Linked DNA regions of Homo sapiens: region 1 is linked to region 2. Evidence: read pairs that join two places in POLR2A ChIA-PET (ENCODE). Cell type or tissue: A673. All regions are shown on one strand. Each heading gives the region's core, and the rest is flanking DNA. Links, peaks and the distances in the headings are about the cores only.

Region 1 (5,390 bases), core at 59-5,058, 280 kb after region 2:
CAGACACGAAAGACCACCTATTACATGAGTCAGTTTATATTAAATTTCCATAATAGGTTAAGTCTATAGAGACAGAAAGTACGTTAGTGGTTGGTTAGGGCTTAGGCGAACAGAGAGATAGGAGGTTGATAGCTAAAGGGTACAGAATGGCTTTTTTTTTTTTTTTGCAGGAGGGGATCTTTCTGTAATGATAATGTTTGAAAACTGACTGTGGTGATGGTTGTGCATATATGTGCAGTACGGAAAAGCATTGAATTGGCCAGGTGCAGTAGCTCATGCCTGTAGTCCTAACGCTTTGGGAGGCCAAGGTGGGAAGCTCGCTTGAGTGCAGGTGTTCAAGATCAGCTTGAGCAACACAATGAGACCTCATCTGTGCAAAAGAACTAGCAGGTGTGATGGTGCACATCTGTAGCCCCAGCTACTTTGGGAGGCTGAGGTGAGAGGATTACTTGAGCCCAGGAGGTCAAGGCTGCAATGAGCTATGATGACATCACTGCGTTCCACCCTGGGCGACAGAGCGAGGCCCTGTCATTTATTCATTCATTCATAAATACATACATACATATACATACATACGCCTATACATACATACCATTGATTTGTACATGTTATCTGGGAGAATTGCGTACGTTTTCTGGGAGAATTGCATGGTATGTGTATTATATCTTATCACAGCTATTAAAAATTTATACTTCAGGCCTGGCATGGTGGCTCACACTTGTAATCCCAGCACTCTGGGAGGCCAAAGCAGGCAGATCACTTGAGGCCAGGAGTTTGAGACCAGCCTGGCCAACATGGTGATAACCCTGTCTCTACTAAAAATACAAAAATTAGCCGGGTGTGGTGGTAATCCCAGCTACCCTGATGGCTGAGGCATGAGAATCACTTGAACCAGGGAGGCAGAGGCTGCAGTGAGCTGAGATCACACCACTGCACCCCAGCCTGGGCGACAGAGTGAGACTCTGTCTCAAAATAAATAAATATAAGAAAAAAATTATACTTCACTGAATTTTGGTGAATTTTTCAACATTTACATTTTTTCCACGTTTTGGCTAATTTGAATAATGCTGCTATGAATATTCACTTACAAGTTTTTTGCTTTATATATATATATGTTTTCAGTTCTCTTGGATATATACCAAGGATATTCACTTACAAATTTTTGCTTAATACATGTTTTCAGTTCTCTTGGATGTATACTAAGGAGAGGAATTTTGGGGTCATATGGTAATTAAGTGTTTAAGTTTTTAATAAAATTGTCATAAAATACAGATTAACATAAAATTTACCATGTCAACCATTTTAAAACATATTGTTTAGTGGCATTAAGTATATTCACAAAGTTGTGTGATCATCACCACCCTTCATTGACAGAGCTCTTTTTGTTTTGCAGAAGTGAAACTCTATACCCATTAAACAATAACTCCCCATGTCCCCATCCCCTCGTCCCTAACAACCACCATTCTATATTCTGTTTTTATAAATTTGACTACTGTAGGGACTTCAGGTAAGTGGAATCACGCAATATTTGTCCTTTTGTGCCTAGCTTATTTTTCTTAGCATAATGTCCTCAAAGTTCATCCACATTGTAACATGTGTCAGAATTTTCTTCCTTTTTACAGCTGAATAATGTACCATTTAAGTAAATTGGAGAAATCATGCCATTTTCCCACTGAAGTAAATGTTTCATATGTATTTTTTTAAGGATATCAATTACAGCATGCATCACATAATAATGACATTTCAGTCAAGGATGGACTGCATATACAACAGTGGTCCCATAAGGTTATAATATTATATTTTTACTGTACTTTTTCTATGTGTAGATATGTTTAGATACACAAATACTTACCATTATGTTACAGTTGCCTACAATATTCAGTACAGTAACATGTTGTACAGGTTTATAGCCTAGGAGCATTAGGCTATATCATGTAGTCTAGGTGTAGTAGGCTTTACAATCTAGGTTTGGGTAAGTACACTCTGATGTTTGCACAATGATGAAATCACCTAATGATGCATTTCTCAGAATGTATCCTTGTTGGTAATTGATGCATGACTATATTTAGTTTTCATGTCTCTTTTGTTTTCCTTAATCTGAAAAGGTCACTCAACCTTTCTTTGTCTTTCATTACCTTGACATTTTTGAAGAGTGTAGGGCATTTATTTTGTAAAATGTCTTGCAATCTGGTTTTATCTGATATTTTCAGTTTAGATTCAGCCAATGCATTTTGACAAGAATATAACAGAATTTTGTGTCCCTCATAATGTATAACATCATGAGGCACAGATGACGTTTGACTTGTTCATGATGTTGCGTTTGATACTTGGCTTAGGTGGTGTCTGCCAGGTTTTGATTATAGAGTTATTTGATCCCCAAAATTAAAAATAGAATTGCCATATGATCCAACAGTTCACTTACGGGATATACCTCTGTAAGGGCTGCCATAACAAAATGCCACAGGCTGGATGGCTTAAACAACAGAAATTGCTCACGTTTCTGAAGTCTAGAATCTAAGATTAAGGTGCTGGCAAATTCAGTTCCTAGTGAAGGCTCTTTAACTGGCTTAAAGACAACTAACCACTGGCTGTGTGGGCATATGGCCTCTCCCCTGTGCATGAGAGAGAGCTCTCATAAGGACACTAGAGTCCCATCCTTATGACCTCATTTAACCTTAATTACCTACTGAAAGGCCCCACCTCCAAATGCAGTTATAATGTATTGCATTTCTTTTGTAACTATGACTGTTGGGTCATGAGTTCCTTAAGGAAACTCATTTTTCCAAAGAAGACATATAGATGGTCAATAATCCAATATGAAAAGATGCTTAATATCACTAATCACTAATCATTAGGGAAAGAAAATCAAAACCACAGTGAGATACCACTTCATACCCATTAGGATAGCTATTGCCAAAAAGAAAAAAAAAGTATTGGCAAGGATTGGAACCCTTGTGCATTGGTAGTAGTAGTGCAAAATAGTGCAGCCATTGTGGAAAACAGTATGACAGTTCCCTAAAATTCATGGGTTGGAAGAATTAATATGTTAAAACGTCCATATTACCCAAAATGATCTGCAGATTCAGTGTAATCCCTATCAAAATCCCAATATCATTTTTCACAGAAATAGAAAAAAAATCTTTAAAGTTTGTATGAAACCACAAAAGACTTAATAGCAAAACAATTTTGAACAAAAAGAACAAAGCCAGAGGCATTACATTCCCTATTTTCAAAATATAAAGCATTTGTAGTCAAAACAACATGGTACTGGCATAAAAACAGTACTAAAGGAACAGGATAGAAAGCCCAGAAACAAACCCATGCATTTATGGTCAGCTGATTTTTGACAGTGGTGCCAAGAACACACACTGGGTAAAGGACAATCTATTCAATAGATGATGCTGGGAGAAGTGGTCATTCACATGCAGGAGAATGAAATTAGACCCTTACGTCATACACATACTTGAACTGAGTGGATTAAAGACTTAAAACATACGACCTGAAACTGTAAAACTACTAGAAGAAAACACAGGGAAAGCTCTGTGGCATTGATCTGGGCAATGATTTTTTGTTGTGACTTTAAAAGAGCAGGCAACCAACCAACCACAAAAAATAGACAAATGGGACTGTATCAAACTAAATAGTTTCTGTACAAGAAAAGAAACTAAGTGAAGAGACAACCCATAGAGGTAAAAAAACAAAATGTGTAAACCATATATCTGACAAGGGCTAATATCCAAAATATATAAGGAATTCAACTAAGTAGCAACAACAACAACAAAACCTGGCTAAAAAATGGGCAAAGGACCAGAACAGACACTTCTTACAGATGACCAACAGGTTCATGAAAAAGTGTACAACATCACTAAGCGTCGGGAAAATGCAAATTAAGTGAGATGTCACCTCACATCTATTAGAATGGTTTTTATAAAAAAGATGAACAATAACAAGTGTTGGTATGGGGAGACAAGGAAACCCTCGTACACTGTTGGCGAAGATGTAAATTAGTACAACTATTTATGGAAAACAAGATGAAGGTCTCAAAAAACTAAAAATAGAACTAGCATGTGATCTAGTCATCCCACTTCCGGGTATATGTCTAAAGGAATTGAAATCAGTATGTTGAAGGGATGCTTGCACTCCAATGTTGATTGCAGCAGTATTCACAATAGCCAATGTATGGAATCAACCTGTTTATCAGCAGATGAATGGATAAAGAAGATGTAGTGTATAACATGCAATGGAATACTATTCAGCCTTGTAAATGAAGGAGATCCTGTCATTCATGACAACATGTATGAACCTTGAAGACATACTAAGTGACATAAGCCGAGCACAGAAAAACACATGCCACATGATCTCATTTGTGTGTGTAATTTTAAAAAGTTGAACTCAAAGAGAGTAGAGTGATGATCACCAGAGGCTAGGAGTGGTAGTAAAGTGAGGGAGGGGGGAGTTGCTGATCAAAGGTTATAAAGTTTCAGCTCAACAGGAGGAATAGGAGGAATAGGTTTTGAGATCTATTACATAGCAGGTGACTATAGTCCACAATAATGTATATTTAAAAATAACTAAGAGTAGGGAGGTGCAGTGGCTCATACCTGTAATCCTAACACTTTGTGAGGTCGAGGTGGGAGGTTTGCTTGAGTCCAGGAATTCAAGACCAGCCTGGGCAAATGTGGTGAGACTCTGTCTCTACAGAAGTAAAAAAAGTAGCTGGGCATGGTGGCTTGCACCTGTATTCTCAGGCTGAGTCAGGAGGATTGCTTGAACCCAGGAGTTCCAGGCTATGTGAGCTATGATCATGCCACTACACTCCAGCCTAGGTGACAGAGGAAGATGTTGTCTCTTAAAAAACAAAAACCTAAGTGAATATTTCAAATGTCTCACCACAAAAAATGATAGGTGATGGATATATGTTAATTAGCTTGATTTAATAATTCCACATTGCATACATGTATTAAAGTATCACATTGTATCCCAAAAATATATATAACTATGACTATAATAAAACATTAAAATCAAAAATAGATAATTTGTGGAGAGATACTTTGAGATTATGTAAATATGCTCTTCCTCATCAAACTACCCACCATTTTAGCAACTGTTATTAAATCTTGCCTGACTTTGTTATTACCATAAAGAGAGCTTGCCTCCCCTCCCTCCCTCTCTTCTTTCCTTCCTGCTTTCCCTCCCTTCCTCCCTCCACTTGCCCTTCCTCATTCCTTCCTCCTTCCTTCCATTTGTCTCCTGCTTTATTTACTATGTAATAGTATAATCATTATTTTTTGAAGTTTAAATTGTCTCTTTATAATAATTTTTATTTTTATTTATTTTTTATTTTTATTTTTATTTTTGAGAAAGAGTCTCGCTCTGTCACACAGGCTGGA
Region 2 (5,390 bases), core at 311-5,310:
GAGATAGAACTTTACGCAGCTGAGGAAGTCACATTGTTGTAGGCCTTTGACCAAGTCATGTTCTTCTCTGTCATGGTTTTCACTTGTGTGGATGAGGGAATGAGAGGGTAATGAGCAGGATCTCAGGGAGACTTTTGGAGAAAATAAGTTCAAATAATGTTTGCAGAATTCCAAAGGAAGTTGGGAGGGTAGGAAGGAAGCTTTCTTAAATCCAGAAAGACGATATATTTTCTTGTAGTAGTGGAGTTGCTCGCATCATGCTAAACCTACTGTAATAATTATAAACTCTGGACAAAATATTAAAAAATAACTTTTTTAAGGCCCTGAAGAGCAATAAAAAAGGCAGAAACTGCAAGAGATCTGACTCTTGAAAGAAGTGAAATTCAGTTTACATGGCTTTTCCTATGATGTTCCAATAATATATCGTCGAGAATATTCAGTATACAATGAGAAAATGCCAGACATATGAAGAAACCGTATACATTAACCCATAGTTGAGAGAACTCAGTATCTAGAAAGAGATCAAAATAAACCCATATTTTGGACCCAGCCTACAAGACTTTAAAATAATTATGTTAATTTTTTAATCTATTGTGGGTAAAGGATATAATAGGTGAAGAGATGGTGGATTTTAGGATGGATGTAGAAACCGAAAAAGAATTGGGTAGTTCCAGTTCCACTATGGTGGTGGAAGCCACCACAGGCTTTCCTTCCCACTGATTACAACTAAAAACTCTGGACAAAATCCAAAGTGCAATACCCAAAGACTCTGAAAAATAAATAAAAGGAGATAGATTGTAAAGAGGAGAAGAACTTGTAGAAGTGACTACACAGAGATGAACTTTTTGTCTTTCATGCATTTGCCTCCAGGTTGGGCCCCATCACAAAGTAGCACAGTGCAAATGGCTAAAATGTCATAAAAAACCCCATCTTTCTGAGTAGGGGAACCAGAAGAGGAGCCCCATTGGGGCTGGAAGGAGCTAGTATATTCCAGAATGAAGAGAGCTGGAGAAGGGATCTTCTAACTCTGGGAATGAAACTATGTGAGTCTTAGGATCACCTTGGGCTACACATGTGTGGGACAAACCGAATCGAGTGCAACAAAGCCTATGTGAACTGAAAGAAGATTTGAACTACCATACACAGGAGGAGAGACAGAACTTGCAGTCTGAGCCTAACCAGGTTGATTTCCTATAAAAATATCACTTCTCGGCCGGGTGCGGTGGCTCACGCCTATAATTCTAGCACTTTGGGAGGCTGAGGTGGGCAGATCACCTGAGGTCAGGAGTTGAAGATCAGACTGGCCAACATGGTGAAACCCCATCTCTACTAAAAATACAAAAATTAGCTGGGCTTGGTAGTGGGCCCCTGTAATCCCAGCTACTCAGGTGGCTGAGGCAGGAGAATCGCTTGAAGCCAGGAGGTGGAGGTTGCAGTGGGCCGAGATCACGCCACTGCACTCCAGCCTGGGCAACTGAGTGAGACCCTGTCTCAAAACAAACAAACAAAAAAATAGCACTTCTCCATGGGATTATAACAGAACCCAGCATCTACACAACATCATGTTCACAGCATTCAGGATCTGTAATCCAAAATGTCTCAGCATATTGAAAACCAGAAAAATATAACCCATTCTCAATGGAAGTCACAGGTACAAACCTCAAAATAACCCAGATGTTGGAATTATCAGACACAGATTTCAAAGCTCCTGTGAAAACAACATTCCATGTAATAAAGGAAAACACACTTGAAACTAATGGAAAGAAAAAACCCTCTGCCACCGGACACTGTGGCTCACACCTGTAATCCCAGCACTTTGGGAGCCCGAGGCAGGTGAGTCATCTGAGGTCAGGAGTTCGAGACCAGCCTGGCCAACATGGTGAAACCCCGTCTCTACTAAAAATACAAAAAAATTAGCCAGGCATGGTGGTGGGCGCCTGTAATCCCAGCTACTTGGGAGGCTGAGGCAGGAGAATCGCTTGAACCCTGGAGGCGGAGGTTGCGCCATTGCACTCCAGCCTGGGCGAGAAGAGCAAAACTCCGTCTCAAAAAAAAAAAAGAAAAAAAGAAAATAAAAAAACCCTCTGCCAACCAAGGAGTTTATATTCGGCAAAAGTATCCTTTGGGAATGTAAACAAAATTAAGACGTTCTCAGATAAAGGAAAAATAAGAGCATTTCCAAGAGATCTGCTTTTAAAAACTGATAAGAAATTTCCTCAGGCTGAAGCAAGATGGTACTAGAAGGAAACTTGAATTTTCAGGAATGAAGGAAGAGCAACAGAAATAGTAAATCCCTGCATAACTGTGAAAGATTATTTTTCCGTTTTAACTTCTTTAAAATATGTATAAGTGTTAGAAGCAAAACTCAAACAATGTCTAGTGAGGTTTTCACCTGGTTTTCTTACTCTTTAGTATGAAGAGCTCCCTTTGCCATTTCTTGCCATGTGAGTGGCCTGGTGAGAAATTTTCCCAGCTTTCATTTATCTGGAAATTTCTTAATTTCACCTTCAGTTTTGAGAGAGATTTTGCTAGGTATAGAATTCCAGAATGACAGTTCTGTTTTCTTTCAGCATTTAAAGGATACCATTCTAGTCTTCTGACCTTCATTGTTTCTGATGAGAGATCAGCAGTTATTTTAATTTTTATTATTCTATATGTATTTTCCTTCCTCTGAATGATTTTTTCTTTTCAAAAATTGTAGTAAATACATAGCATAAATATATCATCTTAACCATTTTTAAGTGCACAGTTCAGTAAAGTACATTCATATTGTTATATAATCAATCTCCAGAAATCTTTTCATCTTACCAAACTGAAATTCTAACCATTCAACAACTCCCCATTTCCCCTTCCCTCAGGCCCTGAAAACCACCATTCTACTTTCTGTCTGTGTGAGTCTGACTTCTCTAGATGCCTCATATACATGGACTCATACTACATTTTCTTTATCCATTTATCTGTTGATGACCACTTAGGTTGATTCCATTATCTTGGCTATCGTGACTAATGATGCAATAAACATAGGGGTGCAAATAGCTCTTTAACATACTGATTTCCTTTCCTTCAGATATATACCCAGTAATGGGATTGCTGGATCATAAGGTAGTTCTATTGTTAGTTTTTTGAGGAACTTTCATACTGTTTTCCATAACGACTGTACTAATTTACATTCCCACCAACAGTGTGTAAGAGTTCCCTTTTCTCCACATCCTCACTGGCATCTGTTATTTTTCTTCTGGAAAATAGCCATCCCAACTGGGGTGAGATAATATCTCATTGTGGTTTTGATTTGCATTTCCCTGCTGATTAGTGAGACGGCAAGCTTTTTTTTTTTTTTTTTTTTTTTACTATGAATGTTGGCTGTTTTTCTGTCTTCGTTTGAAAGATAACTATTTTCAGCTAATTTGCCTCAACTCCATTATTTGTTTTTTTTTGCTGTTGAGTTGTTTGAGTTCCTTGTATATGCTGGATATCAACCTTCCATCAGATGAATAGCTTGCAGAATGGCTTTCTCCCATTCAGTAGGTTGTCTCTTTACTCTGTTGATTGTTTCCCTTTGCTGTGCAGAAGATTTTTAGTTTAATATAGTCCCATTTGTCTTTTTTTTTTCTTTCTTTTGAGACAGAATCTCCCTCTGTCGTACAGGCTGGAGTGCAATGGTGCGATCTTGGCTCACTGCAACTTCTGCCTCCCAGGGTCAAATGACTCTCCTGGCTTAGCCTTTTGAGCAGCTGGAACCACAGTCATGTACCACCATGCCTGGCCAATTTTTCTATTTTTAATAGAGACAGGATTTTACCACATTAGCCAGGCTGGTCTTGAACTCCTGACCTCAAGGAATCTGCCCATCTTGAATCTGCCCATCTTGGCCTCCTAAAGTGCTGGGATTACAGATGTGAGCCAGCACACCCAGCCATTTGTCTATTTTTTGTTTTTGATGGTGCTTCTGAGGTCTTAGCTGGGCCCTTTTTTGTTTTTGCTTTTGATGGGAGACTTTTTTTTGCAAATTCCATCTCATTACTCATAATTAGTCTGTTCAGATTTTCTATTTCTTTTGGGTTCAATCTTGGTAAGTTGTGTTTGTCCAGGAATTTATCCATTTCTGTTAGGATTTCTAATTTGTTGGTGTATAGTTCATAATCATCTTTTTTCTTTTTTCTTTTTCTGAGACAGAGTCTTGCTCTGTCCTCCAGGCTGGAGTGCAGTGGCGCGATCTCAGCTCACTACAACCTCCGCCTCCCGGGTTCAAGTGATTCTCCTGCCTCAGCCTCCCAAGTAGCTGGGACTACAGGCACGTGCCACTGTGCCCAGCTAATTTTTTTTTTGTATTTTTAGTAGAGACAGGGTTTCACCATGTGAGCCAGGATGGTCTCGATCCCCTGACCTCGTGATCTGCCCGCCTCGGCCTCCCAAAGTGCTGGGATTACAGGCATGAGCCACTGCACCTGGTCCATAATCATCTTTAATGATCCTTTTTGCATTTCTATGCTGTCAGTTACAATGTCTCCTTTTTCTTTTTTATTTTATTCCTTTATCTATTTTGAGACGGAGTCTCGCTGTGTCACCCAGGCTGGTGTGCAGCTGCGCGATTTTGGCTCACTGCAACCTCCACCTCCTGGGTTCAAGTGATTCTCATGCCTCAGCCTCCCGGGTAGCTGGGACTACAGGCGCCCACCACCACTCCTGGCTAATTTTTCTATTTTTAGTAGAGACAAAGTTTTGCCATGTTGGCCAGGTTGGTCTCTAACTCCTGACCTCAAGCAGTCCACTTGCCTCTGCCTCCCAAAGTGCTGAGATTACAGGCATGAGCCACCATGCCCAGCCTTTTTTTTTCTTTTTTTTTTTCTAGACAGAGTCTCACTCTGTCGCCCATACTGGAGAGTACGGTGGTGTGATCTCAGCTTACTGCAACCTCCGCCTCCCAGGTTCCAGCGATTTTCATGCCTTAGCCACCCGAGTAGCTGGGATTACAGGCGTGTGCCACCATGCCCACTAATATTTGTATTTTTAGTAGAGACGGAGTTTCACCATGTTGGCCAGGCTGGTCTCGAACTCCTGATCTCAAGTGATCTGTCCGCCTCAGCCTCCCAAAGTGCTGGGATTACAGGCATGAGCCACCACACCCAGACTGATTTTGTATTTATTTGGATCTTTTCCCGTTTTTTCTTGGTCAGTCTTGCTACTGGTTTGATTTTGTTTATTCTTTGAAAAAATTAACTTCATTTTGTTGATCAGTTTTATTTTGTCTCAATTTTATTTCTGCTCTGATCTTTTTTTTCCCCTTTTACTAATTTTGGGTTTGGTTCTTGTTTTTCTGCTTCCTTGAGATGCATCATTAGGATGTTTATTTGAAAATTTTCTACTTTTTTGGTATTAGCATTTATTGCCAT

What was found. Peaks named below come from ENCODE experiments on the same cell type or tissue, not always from the same donor. Only the 100,000 strongest peaks of a DNase experiment are listed, where the experiment ranks them.
Region 1: POLR2A ChIA-PET joins it to region 2 with 5 read pairs; 2 of 35 experiments call an interaction of 5 or more read pairs at or near these places.

Annotation. Positions count from the first base shown.
Region 1 is chr11:77,964,541-77,969,930 of GRCh38, reverse strand. The region is part of intron 4 of INTS4 (integrator complex subunit 4); the gene reads left to right. Among named protein-coding and RNA genes, the nearest start is that of INTS4, 27 kb to the left of the region's middle. In A673, for the core only: no CTCF peak of the experiment used is centred there; no DNase peak of the experiment used is centred there.
Region 2 is chr11:78,242,620-78,248,009 of GRCh38, reverse strand. All of the region lies in intron 3 of GAB2 (GRB2 associated binding protein 2), which reads left to right. Among named protein-coding and RNA genes, the nearest start is that of USP35, 56 kb to the right of the region's middle. In A673, for the core only: no CTCF peak of the experiment used is centred there; a DNase peak (open chromatin) is centred at 3,229; H3K4me3 peaks cover 685 bases.